Linked DNA regions of Homo sapiens: region 2 is linked to region 1. Evidence: chromatin loops called from intact Hi-C (ENCODE). Cell type or tissue: ovary. All regions are shown on one strand.

Evidence for each region. A loop is a pair of places that touch in the nucleus more often than their neighbours do. Peaks named below come from ENCODE experiments on the same cell type or tissue, not always from the same donor. Only the 100,000 strongest peaks of a DNase experiment are listed, where the experiment ranks them.
Region 2: a loop joins it to region 1, with 3 times the contacts of the local background. A loop is called at or near these places in 3 of 110 quality-filtered maps.

Annotation. Positions count from the first base shown.
Region 1 is chr2:126,772,912-126,780,911 of GRCh38, reverse strand. It overlaps LOC124907882 (a long non-coding RNA gene), which reads right to left and starts at 4,101. Exons shown (of 2, transcript XR_007087224.1): 1 at 4,005-4,101; 2 at 3,189-3,488. In ovary, a CTCF peak has its summit at 3,348; DNase peaks (open chromatin) are centred at 3,351, 3,841 and 4,051; H3K4me3 peaks cover 1,106 bases.
Region 2 is chr2:126,215,386-126,223,385 of GRCh38, reverse strand. No RefSeq gene overlaps it. Among named protein-coding and RNA genes, the nearest start is that of LINC01941, 100 kb to the right of the region's middle. In ovary, no CTCF peak of the experiment used is centred here; a DNase peak (open chromatin) is centred at 3,191.

The sequences.
Region 1 (8,000 bases):
GGGGCTCACAGGTTGGGGCTGGGAGAGTCTTGGCTGCCATGTAGTGCTGGACAGTGGCGTTGGACGGGGAACCAGCATTCCAAGGCTCCTGTTCAGGTTGGGGGTGGGTGAGGGAACAGGTTTTTATAGGGTGAGACCGCTTGGTGTCTCCCGTGTTGAGACACTTTTGGCTGGTGTAGGTGCTACTGTGGAATTTCTGTCAATTACATTTTAAAACGATGAGAGAGAAAAGGCTTGGTTCTTATTTTAGACATGGGTGGTAGTAGTGGTGGTGGAGGAAATGGGGCACTTCACCTGTCATTATTCCTGGAACCAGTTACCTGGAGAGATGATGTAACATGTGTGATGATCAATTGGGGTGCTCAGACTGAAGGCTGGGTTAGGAGAAGAAAACTGATGACTGAAGGCAGGTGCAGGCCCTCCTATTGGCAAGGGTTGAGTAGCTCCTGTTACACACGCTGCCACAGGTGACTCTGCACACAGCATTGAAAGCAACTGTAGGGAGGCACGGGAGAGTGGCCAAAGGCAGGTGGAAACTGGAGGCGGGGCTTTGGAAGAAGGAAGGTGCTGGAGAAGGATTATCCCTTCCCTAGCTTGATGTTGGGAACAGTGTGTGTCACTGGGACATGAGAGCTGGGACAGAAAATGACCAAGGATTTTGCAGCATTCACTACAGAGGAGATGGCTTTCTCACTGGGAGTCCAGCCATCCTGACTCCCTGCTTGAAAAGAGAAATCAATTCTTGTGGGACAAAGTAGGTGCTGAGAGGGGTGAGACATTAACACTGGGGGCCCACGAAGGGACCTGGGGTGCTGAACTTGGAGGGGTGCAGGGGAGGGGAGACAGGCAGTGGCTATCTACTACTTACAGGGTCACCGTGAGTGACAGGAGTAGACTCACCACGTGGTCTTGAGGGTGAAATGGGCGCTCTCAGTTGACATTACAAGCAGACAGTTCTCAGCTCCACATAAAGAACCATTTGCTAAGAAGGAGTCTTATCCATTGAACCATTAATGGAAGGAGCTGCCCTCCTTCCATTATATGGTATACCATTAATACCATACATCCCTGGAGGAATTCAAAGAGAGACCCGCTGGCATTTTAGGGAGACTATTGGAGGCTGTATGGTTGCAGGAGGAAATAGACATTTACATACTGGAAAATCTGGGCTCTGGGGCCAGGTGGCCCTGGTTCCAGTCCCCATCCAGCTGCAGATATTTCATCCTTAAAAAAGAGGAGAAGTTTACTGTCTCAGGACATGGGTTTTTGGGCTTGGGACACATGGAGTACACCACGAGGGGCTGAGTGGAGGAGCAGCCTACAGGTTTGTAGAAACAATGCCACTGGCTCCCTGCTCTCCCCAGCTACTGCACAGCCACTGCATGGCCCTCCAAGTCTGCACTCTGGTTCCCCATCCTGCTGGTGAGAAGCAACTCTCAGGGCCTCCCTGGGATTGGTGAGGCCACACAATGAGTGCCTGGTCCAGTGAGGAGACCAGGTCTCCAGCCTCCCAGCTAGCCTGTCTGCTTCACCCAAGAGCTGCTCCTGAGGCCTGCCCGAGGGGCTGTCGCCACCCAAGGCACCGCGATGATTGGTTAAATGAAGCCCGGTGATTTGGCATGTCTTCCCCTCCTGTGTGCACATTCAGAAAGGGCAATAACCAGAAAATTGAGGCGACCGATGGTGCCTGCCGGACAGCAGAGATGAAACAGATCTGACTACACAGATAAGGAGGAGAAAATGAGCTATCAGGGCCTCCTTGCCCCTGCTTTGATCAGCAGAGACATTGTCGGGTCACAGCGAAGAAGCCCTTCTGGAATCAGACACTATTTTTAGCCCCTTTAATTGTGCTGTATTGAAATCCGCAGGCTCCCTGAACAAAGGGAGTGGGGAAGTAGATTGCCAGGACCTGGGGAGGAGGGAGGTCATGCTGTTATCACTGGAGGCTGAAAGCACCACCCTGTGCTGCTGCTCTGTGATTACCATCAAAGCTAATTAACACAGCTCCTTGAACCAGCTGTCCCAGGTGAGGCCCAGCCTGGGGGAATCATGGTGAGGCCAGTTGGGGAGGAATGGGCTCCTGTTTACTAACTGGCATCTCCCCCAGCACCACCCCTAACACTGTCAGTATGAGGGTGGGCAAAGCTGCCAGTCCCAATGGCCCCAGCTGGACTCTCCTGGCTGGGATCCTGTGCCTCTGGCTCTCCCCACGCCTTGCTCTCCTGTCCTGTCCTGGGACCAGGGATTCTAGCTATCAGCTTTAGGGCAGGTGGATGGGGCCGAGAGTGGGAGCTCACTCCAGGGAGCAGCAGCTTCTATGTGGGCGGGTCACTGGCAAACTGCCCTCTTTACTACCTTTGTTCCTCAGCTACGTCCTGAGCACCTCTTATGTGCCAAACACCTAAGACGCTGGGGATGTGCCGATTAGATGTCCTGGTGGTGGTGGGGAATAAGGCTTGGAGGGAGAGATGCATAGAGGGTGTGACCCTGATGATACGGAAGTTCCTCAGCAGGGATCCCCAGGAAGGGATGAAGTGGCTGAACCCACAGGGCTGGTCATGCACCAATTCAAGGATAAGGAAGGGCAGCCACATGAGTTGGGAGGGGGCTTTCCAGTAGAGGAAAAGTTGATGCAGAGGTACGAAATAAAGGGAGGACTTGGGGCTGGGCGCCGTGGCTCACGCCTGTAATCCCAGCACTTTGGGAGGCCGAGGCGGGCGGATCACGAGGTCAAGAGATCGAGATCATCCTGGCTAACATGGTGAAACCCTGTCTCCACTAAAAATACAAAAAATTAGCCGGGCGTGGTGGTGGGCGCCTGTAGTCCCAGCTACTCGGGAGGCTGAGGCAGGAGAATCGCGTGAACCCGGGAGGCGGAGCTTGCAGTGAGGCGAGATCGCGCCACTGCACTCCAGCCTGGGCGACAGAGCGAGAGAAAAAAAAAAAAAAAAAAAAAAGGAGGACTTGGGGTGGTTGACCACACAGAGAAGCTTCACACCAGGGGATGGGCAGTTAAGAGAGGGTGGGCAGGTTTCATGTCATCCATAGACACAGTCTTATCTGCTGTGTGACTTTTGTTAGAAATGACATGTTTGAAAATGGTCACAGGCAAGGCTCATTTACTCTGTGCGTGCATTCATTTTGAGTCCATTCATTCATGCGCTGGCGCACTCATGACCACTCTCCTATTATTTCTTCATTCTGAGGTTTATTTACCCATTCCCTTCCCTATTGACTCTTTTGTTCATCAGTTCACAATAATGACAATGTATGGAGTTCTTCCTTTCCTCCTTTCTTGGGACGCCCTTGCCCAGCGAGGACCGTGCAGAAGCGGGAACCGGGCACTGGAGGGCGCGCGCGGCACGCGCATCTCGGCTGGCACCTCCTGGCTCCGCGGGGCCGGAAAGAACCTCGAATACTCGGTCTTAAAAGGCTCCTAGTCATCCCGTTCCTTCCACTCCTCACAGCACAGATGGGGAAACTGAGGCCTGGAGAATAAGCGTGGCATACCCAGGGTCACCGGAAGAGTAATGAGCTGAACCAGAGAGGAGGAACGGGAAGCGAGACTTCTAAGCAATGCGGGGTGGCCCCCGGGCCACCGGAGGAGGCATGGTCGGGCACGTCCCCAAGTTTCGGTACCCGTGGTGGCTGTGCCAGCCGATATGAGCCCCTCCCTCTCTAGGAAGGCGCAGGACTCGGGGAAGCCTCCGCGGCCAGGCCGCCTGCCTACCCGCAGACCCCGGGCGCCGCCCGCGTTCCCTGCCCTTCACTTCCCAACCCCTGCGTGGCCCCAGGGTCCACATTCCTGGAGTTTTCCTCCCCAGTAAATAGTGCTGTCCCCCACTTAACAGCAGAGGCGCCCAGGAGTTCAGGCGATGTGTCCAAGGCCGAACAGAGGGACAGCAGTGAGCTGCTCAACCTTTCCAGCTGCGCAGCCAGGACACGGCTGGGGGCGGGTGGAGATGTGGCGCAGGGTTAGGGTCCGGGTCCCGGGAAGTAATGACCGAGGGCGGTGACCACTGTCTTCAGCTTCCCGGCGGGCTTCCCTCCAAGGGATCCCTAAGCCCGAAGGTGCCCGGCTGGGAGAGCAGAAAGTGTACTGGCACTGGGACAGACCGCTGGGGTGAGGCGGGGGCGGGGAGAGCTGGCCAAGCGCCTGGGCGGGGCTGGGGCGGGGCCTGGGCGGGGCTGGGGCGGGGCCAGGGCGGGGCCGGGGCACGAAGGGGTCTGTGAGCGACCCCTTGCCCGCTTTCCCCGCTGTACAATGGGTATAGGTGTGCTGCCCTTTCTACTCCCAATGGCTTTGTCCAGAGTGACCACACTCGGGAATTAATCGCGGCACACTCCCTGTGGTTGTCTCCGGGAAACTCGCAGGCGCCTGGGATGAAACTGGGCTGTGTGGCCCTGAAGTGAGGTCCTCAGTGTGCCTCTCAGGCTGACTGAACCCAGGGGGGAGCCGTGCCTGGCTTATGGTGGTCCCCAGTCCTGCCCTTCTCCTGGCTTCATGTTCTTACTGAGGCCACGTGCCCCATCCCCAAGACACCCACCTGCCCCATAGAGACGCCTCCTCCTGCATCCTTCTCTGCTCCTGCAGGACTCTTGGGGACTCCATCCCTCCCTCTTCCCAGCTCTGCACTGGCTAGGTGGGGCACCTTCATTCAGTGTTGTTACAACAGCCTCAGGACTTGCCTCTGTGCCTGCAGCCAGAGAGCAAAGCAGAAACCGATCTTGGCCACTCATCCTGCCTAAACCTTCTATGGCTCCCCAGTGCCTTCTGGGATCAATTAAACCCCTTAGCATGAATTGCCCCTGATCAAGTGATCAAGGCTATGACGTCTTGAAGTCTTGTTTTGTCTTTTCTTCTTTCTTTCCTTCTTCTTTCCTTCTTTTCATTTCTTTCTTCCGTTCTTTCTTTTTTCTTTTCTTTCTTTTTTTTTTTTGAGACAGGGTCTTCCTCTTCACCTAGGCTGGAGTGCAGTGAGGCAATCTCGGCTCGCTGCAACCTCCTCCCGGGTTTAAAGGATTCTTGTGCCTCAGCCTCCCTGAGTAGCTGGCCACGGTGGTCTCAAACTCCTGGTCTCAAGTGATCCACCTGCCTTGGCCTCCCAAAGTGCTGGGATTATAGGCCTGAGCCACCGTCCCTGGCTGCTCCTGATCAAGTCTTTAGTCTCAACTCTGGTCACACAGCTGCCTCCCTCTACCGCCTGTGCTACATCTGCAAAGCACTCACACAGGCACACACTTGTGTCCACACCCACACATGTGCACATGAGCAGCGCCTGCACACACAATAGACGGACACACAGGTACTCCTATAATTTGCCATGTTCTCTCCCCTACCTTTGCACTTGCCTTGAACATACCGTTCCTCTTTTTCTGTCCAATACTTTCTCAGGTTTCAGGAATCAACTAAGTCATCACTTTTTCCAGGAAGCTGCCTAGACAGCTAGTGTGTTAGGTGCTCTCCCCTGGGCTCCCCTCGTCCCTCTGGTGCAGCACTGACCTGTTTCTGGTCCCCCACAGAAGACAGGGCATGTCCTGAAGGCAGGGCAAGACATATTTCTCCTTTGTTGCCCTGCAGGAGGCCTGACACAGAGACAGCCTTCTGGAGGGTTTGTTAAAATGAATGAATGAGGAAAACCAGAGTATCCATCAAATGGAAAACTGAAGAAATGTGAGATGGTTGGATGGATACCCAGAACAAGGCTGGCTCCAGAATGTGCTGGAAGCTCACAGTGCCTACAGCAGGACAGACAAATCTTCTTCAGTGAGGACAAGCTAGCTCAGGTGGTGTCACGGCGACCCACAGACCAGTGGCTCAAAACTTGGACAGTTTATTTCTCATTTGCACTTCAGGGCATTGTGGTCAGCAGGAGCTCTGCTCATTACCGTCACTTGTGTGCAGCTGACAAAGCAGACCAAGTCCAATGCAGCCTGCCTGTGTCACAACAGAGCAGGGTTCTGGAGAGAAACTTGGCATATCCCTTCTGCTCACAGCTCACTGGACAGAGCTAGTAACATAGCCCCACCTGCCCCAACCACAAGGGGCTTGGAAGTGCCATCTGCCTTGGGCTCGGAAACGTGGCAACCTGGAAAAACGGCCAGTGGTACTAATGACAACCACTGTCCATGTGTCACCAGGGAGCCCGGAGAAAGGGGCTTTGAGAAGACCTCAAAACTATATAAGCCAGCCTCCCATAGCACTCCTGTTTTCTGTTTGCCCCCTCCCACCACACTAAGCCACCTACCATGGCCAACAGGAATACCAAGAATTATAAAGTCAGAAGAGATCTTGGGATCTAAGACAGACTGATTCTTCTAGGGTGTGTGTGCATATGTGCAGGTGTGTGTGTGCGTGTATGAGTGACCGTGTGTTAGTGTGTGGATGCAGGTGCACTGTGTGCATATGTGTGTTTGTGTGCATATGTGCATGTGCGAGTAAGTATGTGTGTTTGCTGGGAGCAGTGATGTTGTGTGTAGTGGGTCAATAGTTCCCCTTAGCGACCACCGCTGTGTGTCAGGCTCTGCTGTAGATGCTGGGCACACATTATCTCCTAATCCTTCCCATAACCCTGCAAAGGTTGGCATTGATGTGCATGTATGGAGGATACACGGATCTCAGTGAGGCCCAAGGAGGTGACAGGCTTGCCTGGCACCACTGGAGCAGGTCTTGGCATTTGTCTCTGCCTGAGTCCTGGACTGCTCACATCTTACCAGAGTGTAGCTCTTGCCTGCCCTTTTCCTTGCTTTTCCTGGCTGATTTCCATCCCATTTCCTGGGATGCTGCCTTGTATGCAGGTTTCACTCTGCCTCCAGGCCTTCCTCTAATTTGGAGCTCCTTGAGGAAGGGGGTTTTCCCTCTGCTTCTCTCTGCAGGCCTAGGCCCAGCCTATGCTCAAGCAAGGTTAGAGGGTGATGTGACCAGGGAATCTTCCTTCACCTTCATTTGGGGTAGGAGTTTCCTTCTCTTCCTAAAGCCTCCTGGTATAACAGCAAGAGCCCAAGTTCTGGTATTAGAGCTGTCTGTCTCACTTCCAGACTCACTAGCCATGTCCCCCTGGCAAGTCACTTCCCCTTCTTAAGCCTCAGTTTTCTGGTTAGCCAAGTGGATAGAGGTGCACGCTACAGCATAGAGGTGCAGGGAGGATAAAAATAGATAGCGTGATGTGGCTATCACAGATCCTACGTGTTACCAGGGCACACATATAGCAGCTATGTTAATTCGTATAAATATATTACTGTACGGGAGCTCTCAGGACTGCTGCTGAGGGCTGGGAAATGAGCATGCTCTGACGGACTGGGCATTTTGTGCTCTCCTGCAGAGGAGATGCATGCAACACAGTGGCCTGAAGCCTCCACTTGAATTTCACCGGACAAATATCGACAAGTCTTCATCCCTTTCCTGAGTCTGTGATTTGTCCTCACTGTAGAATCAGGGATCTGCAGAAGACAAGGAAACAGGCCAGAGGGGGGAGAATTGTCCTCCCCTCTTGCCTGTGAGGGTCCAGGGCAGAGGATCTCAGAGTAGGCCCGATGGACTGGCTGATGGAGAGGAACTTAGGTGGGTTTATCCAACAGAAACCTGGAAGAAAATTTTCCCTGCTTGACCCACTCCGGGGCAGGCCACCACAATTCCACTCCTTTGCTCCCCAGTTCTGTGATTTGAATGCCTTCCAGCCTTTCCAGTCTCCAAGTAAGGTTAGTGGGCCTCACATTCCACAGCCTCCAGGCAGGATTCCCAGAGCCCTTTAGCTACACCCACTTCTGCCTCCTGGAAGTCTCCACACCTGAGAGTGCCTGCATCATGCCAGGCCTTTACAAACAGCCTCTCTTTTATTTCCAGGACAACCAAGAGGTGCAACCTTTGGTTGGTGCAACCCAACAAAGGAGGTACTGACCTCCTTTACAAATGTAGACACTGAACTCAACAGGTAAGTGCAAGGACAGCCCGCAGCGACCCAGCAGAGGAGCTGCGATTTTGAACCCAGGTGGTCCTGGGT
Region 2 (8,000 bases), 560 kb after region 1:
CATTAAATATTTGTTGATTTCATTTTATATTTTTACTTTATAGAAGTACTTAATTTGAAAGAATATTGAAGGGCCCTTAGCCTTCTATTAAAGGTAATAAAATAAGATATCTCAAAAAAGCAAACAGTTGGAAATTAAATGGCACAGCTCTAAGTAACCCATGGGGAGAATATCAATACTGGTTGTGTGAGCCAGTTGCAGTGGCTCACACTTGCAATCCCAGTGTTTTGGGAGGCCGAGGTTAGAGGATCACATGAGCCCTGGAGTTTAAGACCAGCCCAGGCAACATAGCAAGATCCTGGCTCTCCAAAAAAGAAAATTAAAAATTAGCTAGGTAAAGTGGTGTGTGCAAGTAGTCCTAACAACTTGGGAGGCTGAGGTGGGAGGTGAGCTCAGGAGTTTGTGGCTGCAGTGAACTATGATTGAGCCACCGTACTCCAGCCTGTGCAATAGAGCAAGATGTCTCTAAAATACAAAACAACAAAAAACACTGGTTGTAAGTATTCCATAAAAGGACTAGAAAAACATGTGTTACCCTTGCCCCTAGGGTTGCCATATTTAGTAAATACAAGTACAGGACACTCGGTTAGATTTAAATTTCAGATTCACAAATGATAATTTTTGTTATAACTATGTTTCATGTAATATTTGGGATATACTAAAATGGCTTTGTTATGTATCTAAAATTCAGATTTAACTGAGTGTCCTGCATTTAATCTGTCAACACAACTCCCTCCTCCCTCTTTTCCTTGCCTCCTGCTTGTTTCCATGCAGCAATATCAAGCCACGAGCTGTCACAATTCATGAGCTTTGGACTTTGGGCATCATGGGATATCTGGCTGTGGAATGGAAGAAACACTTTGGCAGACTTCCTGATTATTCACGTTATATATTTTCTTCTCTCTAAACACTGTGATGAAGTGGGAGGTAGGGACAGAATGTAGAGCCCACAGCTGGGCTTAGAATCATCCCAGTGAGAAACAGCTGCCTGGTTAGCTGTGTGCTTGTGGACTTGGCATGTCCACAATGGCCATGGTTGGAGTGGGGCAATGAAACCTCTTGCAAATACCATGATTTCTTCTCTTTCCAAAAGTATTCTAAGGAAAATTTGTTCAAAAATAGTACGTTTGTCTTACTGGGTGGCAATTACCATAGAACTCATTTCCGTCAGCTAATTCCCATTGTATGGGGTTTATCACAATTTATTCACAAATTACTTTATCATACTTTATCAATGATGTAACTCCAAATTTTCATCATTGGAAATAAATGAAGATTGACCAAATAAGAACAGGCAGAAGCAGTTCAGAGTTTGCTGTATCACGGGAGTCAGCCACCATCACTTGCCTTTTGGCTAAGATGCTAAGGCAGACAAGGAGTGGGAGAGCTTTGTAGTGGACAGAAGGAAGGCTTCAGTGTGCCCTGATGGAGGCTGTTGGCATGGGAAGCTGGAGGAAGACTCACCAAAAGTGGGTATCTTATGGGATTGGTTAGAGGAGTATATTTGTTTTTTTCTGGTTGGTCCTAAGTTGGAAGCAGGTAAAAAAGCATTAGGGAAGCTTTCAGAGTTTAATTAAATCTTAGCTATTTTGTTACAGGAATTACTATTTGGCTTCTGGGACTGGTTGCTAGAGACCTTGGTCTGATTTCCCGTAAGTCTGGCTTACAGATAACAGGCTGGATTCCTGGGGGCTGTTTCCTGTAGATAAGGGGTTGGTGTCCTGGCCTTGCTGCTGCAGACTGTGGGTCAGAGTTCTTTTGTTATATATGTTCTGGCCATTGTCCATCTGTATATTCAGGCTCTCAATTATTAGAAATTATGCTGATTTATTGCCTCTGCATATCTTGCTCTTCTTACTCAAAACTGAATTGCCTATTTTTGCCCTACACTTGTATATAAATGTTAGAATCAATTTGTTGAGGTAAAACATACACACACAAACAAAATTAAAATTTAAAAATTCTGTTATGGAAAACCGAACACCCCATGTTCTCACTCATAAGTCGGAATTGAACAGTCAGAACACATGGACACAGGGAGGGGATCATCACACACCGGGGCCTGTTGGGGGGTGGGGGGCAAGGGGAGGGAGAGCATTAGGACAAGTACCTAATGCATATGGGGCTTAAAACCTAGATGACAGGTTGACGGGTGCAGCAAACCACCATGGCACATGTATACCTATGTAACAAACCTGCACATTCTGCCCGTATATCCCAAAAGTTAAAGAAAAATTTTAAAAAATAGAAAAAGAATAAAAATTCTGTTATGAATAATTAGAAACTTCAATAAGAATTCTTACACTCCAATATTATCTATTTCAGGTACATGTTGGATTGTTTGATTAATAGCAACTTTTCTAGACTCTTATTTCTCCTTGTTTATGTTGGAATTCTTTATTCCAGTTACACATAAATGTAGCCAGTACTTGTAATACCCTCCCTTTGTCCCTAGTGCCTGAGGTCTCACAGGGGAGGGTCATGGGGTCGGTGTTCCCATCCATTGTGCTGATCCATCAGTGGACACTTAGAGGTTTGATCTGGGGTCAAGAAACTATAGTCCATGGGGGAAATCTGGATCATAACCTGATTTTCTGATTGGCTCACAATCTAACAATGTTTTTACATTTTTTAAATGGGAAGAAAGAAGAAGAGGAGCAAGAAGAGGCTGAGAAGAAACAGAAGATTTTGTGACATGTGAACATTGCATGACATCCAAAGTTCAGTGTCCATAAATAAAATGTTATTGGTATACAGCTGGTCTCCTTCACTGATGGGTTGCCTGTATCTATGGATGTGCTTTAACAGCAGAGTTGAGTCATTGTGACATAGACAGAAAAGGGAACGTGGCTGGTAAAGCCTGAACTGTTTTCTATTGGGTTCTTTACAGGATGTTTGCTGACCCCTGGGCTAGATTCCACATTCTCAATGGCTGAGTAATTTTCTTGAATTTTTTTTTTTTTTTTTTTTAGACAGAGTCTTACTTTGTCGCCCAGGATGGAGTGCAGTGGCGCGATCTCAGCTCACTGCAACCTCTGCTTCCCGGGTTCAAGCGATTCTTTTGCCTCAGACTCCCGAGTAGCTGGGACTACAGGTGCCTAAACCATGCCTGGCTAATTTTTGTATTTTTAGTAGAGACAGAGTTTCACCATATTGGCGAGGCTGGTCTCGAACTCCTGACCTTGAGATCCGCCTGCCTCGGCCTCTCAAAGTACTGCGATTACAGGCATGGGCCAGCACGCCCAGCTGATTTTTTTTTTTTTAAATAATTTTCTCCCATCCATATTCTGTTCTCTTTTTCAGAAATTTGTATTATGTAAACATTGTATGTCCTGGGCTGCTTTTTCATTTTGTAAATTTTTCTCCCCAAACTTTCTTTTTTCCTATAAAGTTTTAATAGCTCTGCAAAATCTGTGACAAGATTTCTCATTAATTAGAATTATAAACAATTGAGCAACCCTCTGGATCTATATTTTTATGTGTCATTATTGAAAAGGATGAATATTACATAAAATTGCGATGTTCAATAAAATTACTACAGTCGTCTTCAAACTACATGCTGCTCGATGGTAGCAAAATATAATATTGACATTAAGAAGACACGGTCAAGAAAATATGTCTCTTAAAAATACCTTCCTTGAGTAATAGTTACGAGTGGAGGCATAATATAGCAAGATAAAATACTTAAAAATATTGAGAGACTTCCTTATTCTGTTGGTTTTTCCTGTACATTTTCCCAAATTAAAATTTAAAAGCAAGAGAATATGCTTAATGATATGTTTATTTTGAGGTGCAAATTTTGTTTCTTATAAAACAGGCAAAACTCTGTCAAAATAAGATTCCATCATTTTCATGGCCTGGTGTTCTTTAATTAGTGAAGTAGAAGGTTTTAAATGCACTGTCATCAAAGGAAAAAGTAAAATCTTTGTGTATATCATAACTAAATAACCACATGCTTTAAAGAATTGATATTAAAATCAAATATAATTTCCCTTTTAATAACATGAGAGACTTCACTTAATACATATGAGGCTGACATCTGAGTCTTTCATGCTACTCCTGTCGTGACAACTGTATTAAACCTTTCCAGTGTGACACTTTTCAACTCTGAAAATAATATGACTGCATCCATGTAGAGCTTCCATTTTCACAGAGTTGACAGAATGCGGATGCTGACTGCCTTACCTCTGCAGACTGTCTCAAGCTATCCCAGGCTGTGAAAAACATGCGTCCCGCTCTCAGCATAGACACATAAATGATGCTCCACTCACAAACCATGGGCCCTCACTTACTGACCTGGATGTGCCTGGATTCTCCAGAGCGATCCAGGGGACCTGTCAAGAACATTTTGGCTGCCAGACCGGAAGATACACATGCATGCGCGCACACACACACACACACACACACACACAGGTAGGGCTGCTGCTCAGTGCTCAGGGGGGCAGTCCAGTTTGCCTAGAGTCTAGGCACCTGTGCCTAAAAGCAGAAACAAACTGAGAAACAGAAAAGGAAGATCAGAAAGGATGAAAAACACATGTGTTATTCCCTCATATTCCATTTCCTATGTGTTTTGTTTTTTTATTTATTTTATTTTATTTTATTATTATTATACTTTGAGTTTTAGGGTACATGTGCACAATGTGCAGGTTAGTTACATATGTATACATGTGCCATGCTGGTGTGCTGCACCCATTAACTCGTCATTTACATTAGGTATATCTCCTAATGCTATCCCTCCCCCCTCCCCCCACCCCACAACAGTCCCCAGAGTGTGATGTTCCCCTCCCTGTGTCCATGTGTTCTCATTGTTCAATTCCCACCTATGAGTGAGAACATGCGGTGTTTGGTTTTTTGTCCTTGCGATAGGTTACTGAGAATGATGATTTCCAATTTCATCCACGTCCCTACAAAGGACATGAACTCATCATTTTTTATGGCTGCATAGTATTCCATGGTGTATATGTGCCACATTTTCTTAATCCAGTCTATCATTGTTGGACATTTGGGTTGGTTCCAAGTCTTTGCTATTGTGAATAGTGCCGCAATAAACATACGTGTGCATGTGTCTTTATAGCAGCATGATTTATAGTCCTTTGGGTATATACCCAGTAATGGGATGGCTGGGTCAGGTAATTCCAATTACTTATTAGTAGGTTTCTTCTCACCTCATTTGTGTACTCAGTTATTCATTTGTAACCAAGATCATTCCATTTATTCAACAATTACTCAGAGAGAACCTACTGCTTACTAGTTACTTATCTGGATTCTGGGCATACCACAGGGAAGAAGATAGTAAAAAGCATCTGTCCTCAAGCCTATTACATGTTATACATGAGGAAATGAGTACTTAAAATAGATAATATCAGATAGTGCCAAATGCATGAAGGCAACAGAGCAGGGTAAGACGACAAGCTGTGCTTGTGGGGTGAGGGCCACTTTTAAATGTGGCACTCAAGCCTGGCCAGTGTCAGCAATGACCTAGGCCTGGAATGATGAGGAGCCAACCCTAAGGAGTTCCCTAGGATGAGCACTTTGGGCACAGGGAAAGATCTGAGGCCCTGAAGTGGGATAGAAACAGGGCAGGATGTGCAGGAGGGCTTGGCAGTCACTAGGTCAGAAGAAGAGGAGCATCAGGGAAGTGCTTATGTGATGGAGGGCCTTAAAGGAGAGTTCGTGGGCCTCCCTGCCCCCTCATATATAGATGTGATGGGTTCATTCTCCCCTTTCACTGTTTCTGAATAGCCAACATCCTCTCCTCTCCAGGAGGTCAGTGAATTTCCAGGGGTGTTGCATGACACGTATACCAGTTTTTGATTCCACTGGCGAAGAAGTAGGGCAGCCGAGAGCCATGGCTTTGTCCCAGGTAGCCTTGCTCAGCTCAGCCTTGGCCTCAGCTGGGAGTGGAGCACGGACCTGTTCTCTGATTTTCAGTTCTGCAGGCATTGCCATACCACTGCACCAAACTGTAGGCTGGAGAGTCAGGTGGAAGCATCAATGTGAATGGACGATGTTAAATTAAAGGTATATCAAGGAGGAGGGGGTGGAGAGGGGAAGAAGAGGAATTGTTAGACACTCTAGGTCCTTAGAAAAATCTGCTATCTTCTGCTTCCCAGCCTTGCTCTTCCTATCTTCTCCTCATTTGTGTTCTGTCTCCATCCTCATCTCTGTCAGTGTGTAATTCAGAGTTTATCCACCTCTAATGCTCCCTAGCTTCAAAGTGCTTATGCCCTCAGGGATTTAGTTTCTATTCTAGGCATTTCTTTACCCTAAAGAGGTTTTGTAATGATTCTTTTTAGAGTTAATTTCTTAAAATAAATTTCAGTAACAACGGTTTAAATAAGTTTTTCACCCCATTTTTTAAAAAAAATATTTTTAAAGAATATGCTATGTACCCGATTCTATGGTAGATTTTGGAAATGTTGCTGAACCAGATATTTTGTGAAACTCTCAGTGTATTGGGAGAAAAAAACTCACCTGATAAGTATGCAAAAATTAACCAAATATAATTGTAATGAGGACTGAAAATTAAATTATAATGGGGAATGATGTGATTTTGATGGATTATGGTAGTCTTTTCTAAAGAGGGATTATTTATTCTGAAATTTGAGGCAAGAATAAGAATTAGCCAGGGAAAAGATGGGGCAGGAAATATCCAAGACAGGAAAGTCACAGAAGGGTATGATTTTCTGGGGGAAGAAATTCATGTTTGAAATTACTGGAGTGGTGTCCTTGAGGAATGGGTAGAAGGTCAGTAGGGATTGCAGTAAGAACTGTGATATGGGAGATGAGACAGATAGGTGGAGGGCATATAATGGAAAGCTTTGAAAATTTATGGAGATTTATTTTTTGTTTCTTAAGAGGAAAGGGAGATATTAAAGAAAGGCCTGAACAATTGTACTGGCTTATATCTCTTTCCAGGGACAGGAACTGCATTTAACAGAGTAGGTGGACGCTGCGTGAGTCTACATAAGAACTGACTTCATCGCATGTTCACTTGCTAACAATGGGTGAATGGCCTTTCTAGATTGCCTAGTGACTGGGTAGGGTGATGAGGGGGCCACTTGAGACCTAGTCCCTTAGATCTTTAGACACATAAAAACATTCCATACAAAGAAACTTATCATTGGCCCTGCACAAAGTGGGCAAAAAGCTGTATTTCAAAAAGTATAGAAAATAAAAAATAAGACCATTCCCAACTTTGTATCATACACAAAAGTTAATTTCAGGCATATAATTTACCTCAATATGAAAATCAATAAGATAAAACTTCTAGAAATAGGAGGATATCTTCATGATACTGAGGAAGGATAAGCTGACAAGTTTACTGAAAAGGAGAAAAAAAATTATTAATGACAGCAAAAAGGATTGATAAGTTTGATTGCATGAAAAATAAAAACTACTGTTCATCAAAAAGTCACCTTTAAGAATATATAGAAAATGCACACTGTTTTTACTTTAAATTTTAGAGCAGTTTTAGATTTACAAAAAAAAGTTTCAGAGAAAGTACAGAAGGTTCCTGTATATCCCTACACCTGTTTCCCTATTGTTTACATCTTACATTAACATGATAGATTGGTCCCAACTAATGAAACATATGCATATGGAAACATTCTACGTATGTCTGTTGATACATTGCTGTTAACTAAACTTCATTTGGATTTTTTAATGTCTTTAATTTCTTCAAGGTCCCTTCTAGGAAACCACATTACGTTGAGTTGTTATGTCTCCCTGTGACAGTTTCTCAAACGTACCTTGTTTTTGATGATCTTGAGAATGTTGAGCAGTACTGGTAATTAGCTCTGTACAATTTGGGTTTGTTTGGTGTTTTTCCTTAGGGTTATAATGGGGTTATATTTGAGGGGTGGGGGAAGACCACAGAGATAAAACGTCATTCTCATGATGTTGTATCAAGGGAACATGTTCAACTTGATCCCAGCGCTGAGGTATTGATTGTCATGTGTCTCCACAATAAAGTTCCTCTCCCCTCTGCCCTTTTAGTA